Linked DNA regions of Homo sapiens: region 2 is linked to region 1. Evidence: chromatin contacts called from ENCODE Hi-C or POLR2A ChIA-PET data. All regions are on one chromosome and are shown on one strand. The core of a region is the stretch at or near the end of the contact, and the rest is flanking DNA. Distances in the headings are between cores, read along the strand shown.

Region 1 (5,146 bases), core at 88-2,587:
AATATGGTGAAACCCCATCTCTACTAAAAAAAAAAAAAAAAAAAAAAAAAAAAAGGAAATTAGCCGTACTGCAAACCTAGGGTGGTAGGTAAAGAAGTGAGGCCTAGAGTGTATTTTGGTTTGTTTTCTTGTTTTGCTTTTAAGAGGGGAGAAACAAGCATTATGTTTGTATCAGGTGGGAATTATCTAGTGGGAGAGACGGGAGAATCGCTGGAGTGGTGTCGCTGAGTAGGTGATGGCACGGGACTGATGCCCACCTGGAAGGGTGGCCTTCGATGGGGCACAGACAGTCACCTGTGGAAAAAGGTTGGAAGCAGAGTGTGGGCACAGCCCCGCCCGCGGGCCAAGAGCAAGCCTGTGGGAGTCTGTGCGCCACTGCTGTCAAGGGAAGGATGAAGCAACAGTGCTGGCTGAGAGTGAGGATAGGGGGACGGGTGGGAGTCAGAGGGAGAAAGTATGAAAGGGTGTCTAAGGTAGAGCAAGTGCAGCCGGGGGACAGTGTGAAGCCAGTCAGCACTGAACCTGCAGGTGAGATCTGTGTCACAGGGTTGCCTGTGATCTGTTGCCCCATCACCCAGGCTGGAGTGCAGTGACACGATCTCGGCTCGCTGCAGCCTCAACCTCCCGAGCTCACTCCATCCTCCCACCTCAGCCTCCTGAGTAACTGGGACCACAGGCACACGCCACCATGCCCAGCTAAATTTTGTAATTTTTATAGAGATTGGGTCTACCTATGTTGCCCAGGCTGGTCTTGAACTCCTAGGTTCAAATGATCCTCCCGCCTCAGCCTTCCATAATGCAGAGATTACAGGCATGAGCCACCGCACCCGGCCTATGTCTTGAATTTTAAGCTCGGTTCTGATATCAAAAGCCTTCTATTGCTGGGTTCTTTACTCTCGGTAGCCCTCACTAGACTGTAAGCCCCATGCGGATGTAAACAGCGCTGTCTAGTTCACGGCTGTATCTCAACATCCAGCTCCTCATGCATGGGAGACTCTCAATACATAGCATTGAATCGTTGAATAAATGAATGAAGCAATGAATGAGAAAAGTCCTAGAAGTGGCACGTCTAGATTTCTGAAGCAGCCCCTTCCGCATCCCTGGATGATTCTAGACCTGCTCTCCCCACCCACCCCACATCCCATCCCACCCTCCCCTCTCTAAACCGCCCCCCGCCCCTCACAGCCCAGCCGTGCAGACCTTGCGGCTTTAAGGCCGGCAGGAGCCGAGCCGGGCGGTGATTGGTGGTTTATTCTAAGGCTCAAGTATGAGCTCATCCGCAGCCAATGGCCGCGCTGCACCGGCTGGCCCCGCACGCTGGATGCCGGAAAGCAGCGGCCCGCGGCGCGCTCTGGCGTGAAGGGCCGGTACGTGAGGGGGAGGCCTGGCCCGCGGACCCGGCTCCCAGCTCGGGCAGGTACGGTGTTTTGTCCGGTCCCTTCTCCACCCTCCCAGGCGAGGGGCCCCCTCGGCCGTCCCTCCACCCTGGGACCGTGCACCTTGCGGCTGGGGCCCCGTGGGTTGCACGCGCCGCTTTCTGTGTCCAGGCGGGGCCGGCGGCTCTGCCCGGCAGGACCCTGCCCGGCGGGGTGGACCCTGAAGCCAGTCCTACCCGGGCACCCCCCAGAGCAAGGCCTCAGAGCCTCAAGTTCCCCTGGGCTTGGCCGAGCAGGGATGGTGCGGCCTCCCTCTGCCTCCTGGCCGCATCCTGGCCGGGATTCAGCTCCCCGCCGGCTGAGGCTGTGGGTCTCCCTCCCCGCCCCACCGCCCATCCTGCTCTCTCCTCTTTCTCTCCAAATGACCTGGGGTTGGAAGTTCCGGGTCCTGCCCATTCCCAGTGGGACCTGGGAGAGCAAAGGCGGGGTAGCTTTGTGGGCCTCTCTCTGAGCCCCTTCCCTTCCCGCAGCCACGGCTGTCATCCCTTTGGCCGCCTGGGTCACACATTGCTCAGGAAGAAGCTGCTGTCAGGTCCTTGGAGGCCACATGACCTTCTCAAAAGTAAAGCCAGGAGGACAGAGCGACCCTCCCTGGGGCTGGGTCACCCTGCCCTCTTCTACCCCCCATCCAACGTGGCACCGAGTCTGCCACTCAGTCATTCCGTCTGCCAACAGTTCTTACAGCCCAGCTCTGTGCTCTGCTCTCTGCTGGCTCCAGGAGGGGTCCTCACTCGCTGACCACACTGACCTCAGGACCAAGGGAACAAAACACAGCAGGGGCAATCCATCCGGTCCACGGAGAAGTGCTAAACCCCAAAGGGTAAATGAGATTCCCACAGGAGGAGCAGGGAGGAGACAACAGGCAGGGTGGAGGGAACAGCATGAGGAACAGCATTTGAGCCCAGCGTGTGTGGCCTCCATGTGCTGAATGCGTACTGGATACCAAGCTTGCTCTACGGAGGCCCTGTGAAGGTGGCTGTGGATCACAGATATCCTCAGCTCTCTCCAGAGCTCAACACAGTACCAGATGCTCCAGAAATGTTTGCTGAACTGAATTTGACTGGAAAGGAAAACAGAGCCCCAGGCCTGCGCGGTGGCTCACGTCTATAATCCCAGCACTGTGGGAGGCCGAGGCAGACGGATCACTTGAGGTCAGGAGTTCAAGACCAGCCTGGCCAACATGGTAAAACCCCGTCTCTACTACAAATACAAAACATAGCCAGGTGTGGTAGGCAAGTGCCTGTAATCCCAGCTACTTGGGATGCTGAGGCAGGAGAATTGCTTGAACCTGGGAAGTGGAGGTTGCAGTGAGCCGAGATCGCACCACTGCAATCCAGCCTGGGTGACATAGCGAGACTCTGACTCAAAAAAAAAAAAAAAAAAGAAAAGAAAACAGAATCCTGAGCTGGTTATGATTCTATCATTACCACCACTTAGGAAGGACCTGGATCCATGAAAAGACCTTACCCACTTTAGCTCTGACCCCTTCAGTCTTTGGAGGTGAATATGAGTCTCCCTGACATTCAGTGGAGGAAACTGGGGTGCGGATAGGGGTGTTGCTACCAGCTAGGTCCTCCCTAATGCATTTGCCCATTCCAGGTCCCAGCTGCAGGGCAGCCATGAGCCTGGTGGCCTGTGAGTGCCTGCCCAGCCCCGGCCTGGAGCCTGAGCCTTGCTCACGAGCACGGTCCCAAGCTCACGTGTACCTGGAGCAGATTCGCAACAGGGTGGCTCTGGGAGTGCCTGACATGACAAAACGTGACTATCTGGTGGATGCGGCCACGCAGATCCGGCTGGCCCTGGAGCGCGATGTTAGTGAGGACTATGAGGCGGCCTTCAACCACTATCAGAATGGCGTGGACGTGCTGCTCCGTGGCATACACGGTGAGGACCGGGGCTGGGCAGGGCTGGGGTGGGTGGGGAAGGGCCAGTGCAGGGCTCTTCCTGTCACCCATCTGTCTTGTCCCCTGTCCATTTGTACTGAGTGAGCACGGCACTATGCTGGCCTGCAGGGCCTCCATAAAAGACAATGATAGCTGGCACTTATTAAGCAGTTTCTACATGCCAGGTACTATTCTAAGGGCTTCATGTAGATTCATTCATTTGAGTGTCACAGTAATAGAAATTACTATATATGTTGTTGTATGTTGTTCCAAGCACACAGGAACCATTTTTTACATTCTCATGTTCCAGATGAGGAAGCTGAGGCATGGGGCAGTTCAGTAGCTTGCTCAAGGCTCCACAGCTATCAAATGGCACAATTGGGGTTTCACTTCACAGGCTGTGTACTTGGCCCACTACACCTGACTGTTCCTGGAGCTGGGCTGGGCTCCTGCCCTCTGGGAGTTTGCATTCTAGTGGGGGGAGACTGATGAGTTGATTTGGACCATTATAGTCTCAGGTAGGAAGAGGATTAGTGGGGAAGTGAAGAGAGGAAAGAGGGAAACTGAGGTCAGACTGGGCCGGCCTAGAGCATTTTCTAGATGTTAGATCTCTAATCTGAGCACTGGAGAATGGTAGGTGCGTTATCCAGCTGAAGAACTGGCTAGAGTTCCAGAAAGAACATTCAAGGCCTAGAGGCGAGAGGGGAGGTCCCTCCAGGGCAGCATGAGGAACTTCCATGTCAGGGGAGAGGCTGGTGCTGAGGCCATTTTGAGACGCCTGTGGGCCCTGGTGGCCAGGCCTTGAGGTGGGCACTGGGCCCTTCCTGCCCTCTGGCTGAAGAGACCCTTCAAGCCTGGGCTTCCAGTCTGTCCAGCAAATTCCTTTATCCCCCGATCCTGGTCCCCACCCTAGCCTTCTTTACACTGGGCATCAGAGATGGAAGAAGCAATGCTCTCTGGAATCTTCTATCCCCTCCTCTGAAAAAATGGATGGGGAAATCCCCACCCTGTCCCTTCCCAGGGTGTGACAGCCGCCAGCAAGGCGGTGGGTGCTAATGGTGAAGTGCTGTCTGCTGAGGAGTGACCCTGGTTCCTAACCTCCTCCTGCCAGCTCCCTTCCTCCTCCTTCCTGGCTGGCCCCCCACCCCAGAGGAGGGGCTCATGAAGCAATCTGGGGGCAGAATCTGCCGAACCAGCCTTAGAAACAGGAGCTCACTCCTTGGGAGGGTAGAGGGCAGGCAATGGGAGCTGGAACTCCAGCCCTCCGAGGCCATGGCTGGGGACCCTGGTGACTCTTGTCTCCCACAGTTGACCCCAACAAGGAGCGACGTGAGGCTGTGAAGCTGAAAATTACCAAATACCTGCGGCGGGCAGAGGAGATCTTCAACTGCCACCTGCAGCGGCCGCTGAGCAGTGGAGCCAGCCCCAGCGCGGTGAGGAGACCCCCCCCACCCAAAGGCCTGAGCGGGAGGAGGGCTCTGAGGGGAGACTGCGGAGGCCCCGACACCCACAGGCCCGCCCTGGGCTGCAGGGCAGAGGCCGGCAGTGGAAGTCATTATTTGGGCTGGAGTGTGCCAGGGCGGCCCATCTTCTTTTCCTCCTGGCTTCCTCTCTCTCCCACGCCTCATGGTTCATTCATTTTCAAACAACTCACTGAGTCATCTCCAGTCGTCTGCCTCCCTCACAGAGCACTTGCCATGTGTGCACATAGACATCTGCCAGCCTTGCACACCGTTCAATTTACACGCTTATGTGTGTCCACACTCAGAGCCTCCTGATTCTGTCTCTTGTGAACCGGCATGCAATTTGGAGCAGACCCCGACACCC
Region 2 (5,689 bases), core at 1,036-3,535, 210 kb after region 1:
ATGTCCATTACCAATCCAGGGAAAAATTAGAAAAATAAGGAAAATGTGGTAAAGTTTTCATAAAGTTAAATGTACTTACTTAAAAGGAATGAAATACCTTTATATCTTTATATAAAGGTCATATCTTTATATAAATATCTTTATTCTGAAAATATATTTTAAATATTTTTTGGTGATACAGTCTCTCTTTTATGAACTGCTGGTGTGTTAAACAATGGCACTTATGTCTCTTAAAAGATCCCTGGCAAAGAAAAAGTTAATAATCCTAGATAATATCTCCAGGATTTTAGGGGAAATTTTACTGCTCCATAAAATCCCAAAACCTTCAAACCACTAGAATTGATATATGCTCATCGATATGACTTTCATCTACATAGTTGTGCTAGACTTACTAACAAATAAGTTAGCAAACCAGCTCAGGGAAAGCCTGGATTTCTAAGAGGTCTATGGTTTTAAAGGAAAACTTCAAACGTTTGATTACTCACACTTCTCTTTCCTTTAATGCGCTGGGATCCTTCTTTTCTTTCTTTTTAGGTTTTAATCTATCCTTTTCTTTACTAGGAAGAAAAAGGTAAATTAAATCCAAGGGAGAAGAAAAACCACAGCAATTAAAATCTCAAAAATCTAAAGTTCCATTTTTTTTTTTTTTTGGTCTACTGAAGAAATCCTACTTTGTGATATCCTCATGTTAATATCAGCATACTCTTTCTGAGCAAATAACTCTAGTGCAAAGCACAGTACCTGGAAGTATCAGAATTAACCAGTAATGCCAATAATGCATAAGAATTGTTAATGAGTAAATAAAAGCTGATTATACTATATTTATTTTTTAGTCAGAATCTCTCACATCAAGGATCACAATCCACTTCCAAGCAATGGGTAAAAGGGTGACAGTTATCTTCTGAAGATTCAGATGCTTTAACTTTTGGGGGAAAAGTATTACCCCATATGCTTCTTATAAAGGGCTAAAATGTAAAAACGCATATACAGAACTTAACCCTTAACTAGAAAGAAATTATTATTAATGGAGTGTCATTCCTAAAAATTACACAATACATCCACACTAAAGGCTGAGAATAATAATTCTGAAGGTTTTAACGACTATTCTCTTATTCTGAGACTCTTTTTTGTATTTTTAGTGGAGACAGGGTTTCACCGTGTTGGCCAGGCTGGTTTTGAACTCCTCACCTCAGGTGATCCACCCGCCTCAGCCTCCCAAAGTGCTGGGATTACAGGCGTGAGCCACTGCGCCCGGCTTTCTGAGACTCTTAAACTCAGTGAAGATCAGTCTTTATTTAATAGCTATGCTTATTCTACACTTAAGCAGGGACACCGCTTTGATCCTCTTCATACTAGGGAATTTCACTTCACTTTCTTCTTCCACAGTGATTTGGATTCTTATATTAGTAAGACTTATAAAATGGAGATATCTTGGAGTTTTCCCATTTTCTCTGACAAAAATATTTGAGTACCAGGCACTGGAAACGCCAGACAAACAAGGTCTCTAACCTTGCCATCTTTCAACAAGAAACACTCCCCTCGCCCCACCCCAGGGGAATGTAGTAGTGTAATGGTAAAAACATAAAGAGAACTATACGGACTTCACCGAACTGACATGAGGTTTAAATGCGATATGGCAGACAAAGCATATAACGGTAGAAAAAGTGAACACTTAAGAAATGTTTAATTCCCATCGCCTTTCCCAGTGTGATCGCTCAGCAGCTAAATTACTGTTAAACACTGGCTATCTCATGCTATATAAATCTAAGACACGATAATAAGCAAAAAACAAAATAATAACAACAAACATTTTTACTACTTATCCTCTCTAGACTCTTATTAGAATATCCCTGGGCAGTTGATTCCAGACACTCACAGCCTCTGATCTCTGAGACTAAGCATTCGCTTCATGGTCGCATACTTCCTTGTTTTCTTTTGCTTCCCCTTGAAACAGAAATTTTAGAATTAAAAAAGTTGGAAACACACGGCATCTTTTAAAGTCTCTTCTTTTCTCTTGTCTATTGCCTTCCCTTCTTGCCTCAAATAACCCAGACCCTCTTCCCCACTCTGTAAAGCATAACAGTCACCGCTTGGAGAAGTTTAAGAGCTAAGACCAGAATGAAAATATGCTAGGATAATGTGAAGGAAATTTGGCCACGGTCTGACTACCTCCTTCTCCACCCAAAAAGTGGCCTGATAACGTCCCTTCTTGGACCGTCTTCTCTCACCATGGTCACGCCAAACTCCTGGTTCTTCCGTAATCACCAACGGCGCAATACTTCTACGTCATTCACATACTGCTTCCGGCAAAGGATAGCCCGGAAGCGGAAACTCCTTGGGGAAAGGGCAATCCCCCGAGCCGGTTCCCAGGCCGGGTGGAGACCAACTCTGGGGTCTGTTGGTGGGAGAGTGGGGAGCCCGTCTTCTGCTGAGTGCTGCCGCCCCTTCCCAGGACAGCGGAGGTGGAACTTCGTCGCGCTGCAACCCCCGGCTCGGGTAACGTTTCTCTCCAGCCTTAGGCAGAGCCCAGAAGACCTGCCTTTACCAGAGTTCCAGAGAGAGAGGGAGGAAAAGGGTAGGGGGGTTCAGACTCCTGGTTTGCCCAGTAGTTTGGGGGAACACATTCTCCTCACCCTGTAGCGTTGGGGTATCCGGTGTCTATGGTCCAGCCCTGAGGCTGTGGTTCCTATTTGGTTTTCCTAGCCGATATGGTGCTTTGTGCAGCTAGGTGGATGATTGTTCTCGAGTATATACCGTGTACTCCTCTCGGTGAAGAGAGAAATGAAGCAGTGTTTGAGGGCCTAGACTATCGCTAGAGAATTGGGGCATAAGCTTGCATATGTTACTACTTACCCAAGCCAAGAAAATGGTGAGATACAATGCACATTTATTGTGAAGCCTTGGTGTGTCATCTTTAAGTAAAAAGGGAGAATTTGTGAGAACAAGGAGCGAAAGGTAGCTTTTTTCTTTGAGTACCTGCTATGTATTCCAGTGGTTCTTAACTTTTTGGAGATAACTTATTTCTTGAAAGTTTGTGGAAAGCCAGGAACAATTCTTTAAAAAATGGGCACACATACAGTTTGTAATACACTTAATGAGATTGGTGGACTCTGAAGCCCATCCGTGGACCCTCTGGGTGTCTGTAAACTTTAAATGAAAACCCCCATCCTGTATACTGTACTTGTCACTTTATTCATATTACCTTCTTTGACCTTCTCAATAACATAAATTCTTTTATTTTACATATGGGGAAATTGAGCCCCAGACTTTGTTCAGGGGTCTGTTTGAGTCTCGTGATTCCAAAGTCTGTACTTGTATTTCTTTTTTTCTTTTTCTTTCTTTCTTTCTTTCTTTTTTTTTCTTTTTTTTTTTTTTTTTTTTTTTTTTTTTGCACTTTGTCTTCCATTCTCCAGCTACTGATCAAGCTGGGAACGGAATGGGTACCTCTGTCATACTTTTCTTATTGCATGATGCTATCCTAGAGTTGGAAGTAAAATATGTTATCAGGTTTAAAAAAGAAGGTGACCATTGTATAACCCTTATGATGAAAACACGTTTATTGTTTAACACGAACTTTGGAGTCTGACTGATGGGGTTAAAATCCTTGCTCTGCCTTATAACTCGCCATGACATTGGGTGAGTTAATCTATCTGCATCTCAGTTTCTTTATCTGTAAAATGGAGATAATCATAGTAGCACTCTTTTATTGGGATGTTATCAGGACTTATGTTTATTCATAGTTAACATGCGAGGTCCCTAGAAGAGTGTAAACCAGACTACTCAGAGTGTTTTCTGTTGTTACCATTGTGTGTCTTCCAACTTGAGGATGTGTGGCAGGGTTGGAATTTTATGCCAATTTTATTTTATTTTATTTTATTTTATTTTTGAGACAGAGCCTCCCTCTGCTGCCCAGGTTGGAGTGCAGTGGCGCAATCTCGGCTCACAGCAACCTCCCCCTCCCAGGTTCAAGCAATTCTCCTGCCTCAGCCTCCCGAGTAGCTGGGACTGCAGGCATGTGTGTGCCACCATACCTTGCTAATTTTTGTATTTTTAATAGAGATGGGTTTCACCATGTTGGCAAGGCTGGTCTCAAACTCCTGACCTCAGGTGATCTGCCCACCTCGGCCTCCCAAAGTTCTGGGATTACAGACGTGAGCCACTGTGCCAAGCCCCAATTTTTTTTTTTTTTTTTTGAGACGGAGTTAGTTTCGCTCTTGTTACCCAGGCTGGAGTGCAATGGCGCAATCTCGGCTCACTGCAACCTCCACCTCCCAGGTTTAAGCGATTCTCCTGCCTCAGCCTCCTGAGTAGCTGGGATTACAGGCGTGCGCCAACACGCCTGGCTGATTTTATATTTTTAGTAGAGACGGGGTTTCTCCATGTTGGTCAGACTGGTCTTGAACTCCCGACCTCAGGTGATCCGCCCACCTTGGCCTCCCAAAGTGCTGGGATTACAGGCGTGAGCCACCGTGCCTGGCACCAGCCCAATTTTATTTTAACATAGTTGCACTGGAACTTGAACGTGTTCATAAACCTCAAAACATTAAGTTTTCAGGTCCTGGGATGCTCAATCGCAGGGTGATTTCTTCTGTTGATTTGGGTGTAAACTTTTTCTGCTTCTCCTTTCTCTTTCAGGCACACATTCATTTAGATGGCTTAATAGTTTACATATCTGTGGGCACTGAATTTTTGATGTAGAAATGGTAGCTACAGATACTGTATGTGCCTTCTGCTTTACCCCATTTGTGGTCACTAGAAGTTCCTAATCTTTCTGGAGCAGCTTGTCTCTGTCAAGCTGCCATTCATGTGTAGAGCTAATAGCAACCAGTTTTTTGATGTATCTCTTGGTGATTAGACAATAAGCTTTTTATTGTCTAAAAGCTAAAATAACATGGTCAGTTATTCTTCTTAAACATTTGACTCATTAGTATTATATATAGGTTCAGAGGGAAAATTGCATATCATTAAATAGTAATTTGCATTTAAATTTAGGCACTGACAGAAAAACGCTCTTCTGGTAATGTGTACTTTGAATTTTGGAATCCATGAACAACAACAACTTAAAAAAAGGCCATTTGTAATTTCTATTGTAACCTCTATTGAGAGTGTTCTGATTTCCTTGATTGTTAATACCTAATAGGGAGCTAAATTAGTGTAGGAACACCATGGGGGATAAGAACATACTTAGAAAAATTTGTTTTTGTTGCATTGTAATTTTATTGCAATCTGAGGTTCTTATAGCGTGAAATGAAAGTGGTCAGATACTCTACAGCATTCTTTGATGGGGATGGAAAGTGGGGGATGCGAAGCTGGGAGGTAGTGTTGATTTGTGATGGATGGGAGCAGAAAGTAATTGCTTTTGGGCACATACTTGTGAGGAAAAGAAATGATTTTAGTCCTTCTCAGCAGTCAAGAGGGTTGTTTTGCATTTTTCTGCAGTCTTGAAGAGAAAAAATCACCCAAGGCATTGGACACACAGTTTGAACACATAATTGGGCTTGGACTTCATTCCATTCACTAATTGGTCTAACTTACTAATTTAAGTTGGTATCAAATTTCTTTGTAAAATTATTCTGGATAATGAAAGACTCCTTAAAGAACATCTTGTATTTCAATGTTAGAAAGTTATAAGTAGATTCACTTTTTTGTCCATTTTCAAGTTATAGTTTTTACATTTATTTTTCTGACT

The links. Hi-C counts contacts between places; a loop is a spot of excess contacts on that map. ChIA-PET counts read pairs that join two places held with the same protein, here RNA polymerase II (POLR2A). Pooled maps may share reads with other maps.
Region 2: a loop to region 1 is called in a pooled map, with 2.8 times the contacts of the local background. The contact joins the promoter of FCF1 here to the promoter of RPS6KL1 in region 1. A Hi-C loop is called at or near these places in 1 of 50 pooled maps. POLR2A ChIA-PET finds 5 or more read pairs at or near these places in 2 of 52 experiments (OCI-LY7 and PC-9).

Annotation. Positions count from the first base shown.
Region 1 is chr14:74,919,451-74,924,596 of GRCh38, reverse strand. RPS6KL1 (ribosomal protein S6 kinase like 1) reads left to right here and starts at 1,337. Exons shown (of 12, transcript NM_031464.5): 1 at 1,337-1,417; 2 at 2,112-2,619; 3 at 3,036-3,320; 4 at 4,628-4,752. The coding sequence starts at 3,056. RefSeq lists silencers at 1,112-1,171, 1,262-1,671 and enhancers at 1,042-1,812, 1,813-2,584.
Region 2 is chr14:74,709,740-74,715,428 of GRCh38, reverse strand. It overlaps FCF1 (FCF1 rRNA-processing protein), which reads right to left and starts at 2,285. Exons shown (of 8, transcript NM_015962.5): 1 at 2,229-2,285; 2 at 1,877-1,944; 3 at 486-557. The coding sequence starts at 2,231. It overlaps AREL1 (apoptosis resistant E3 ubiquitin protein ligase 1), which reads left to right and starts at 2,349. Exons shown (of 20, transcript NM_001039479.2): 1 at 2,349-2,496. RefSeq lists an enhancer at 2,172-2,451.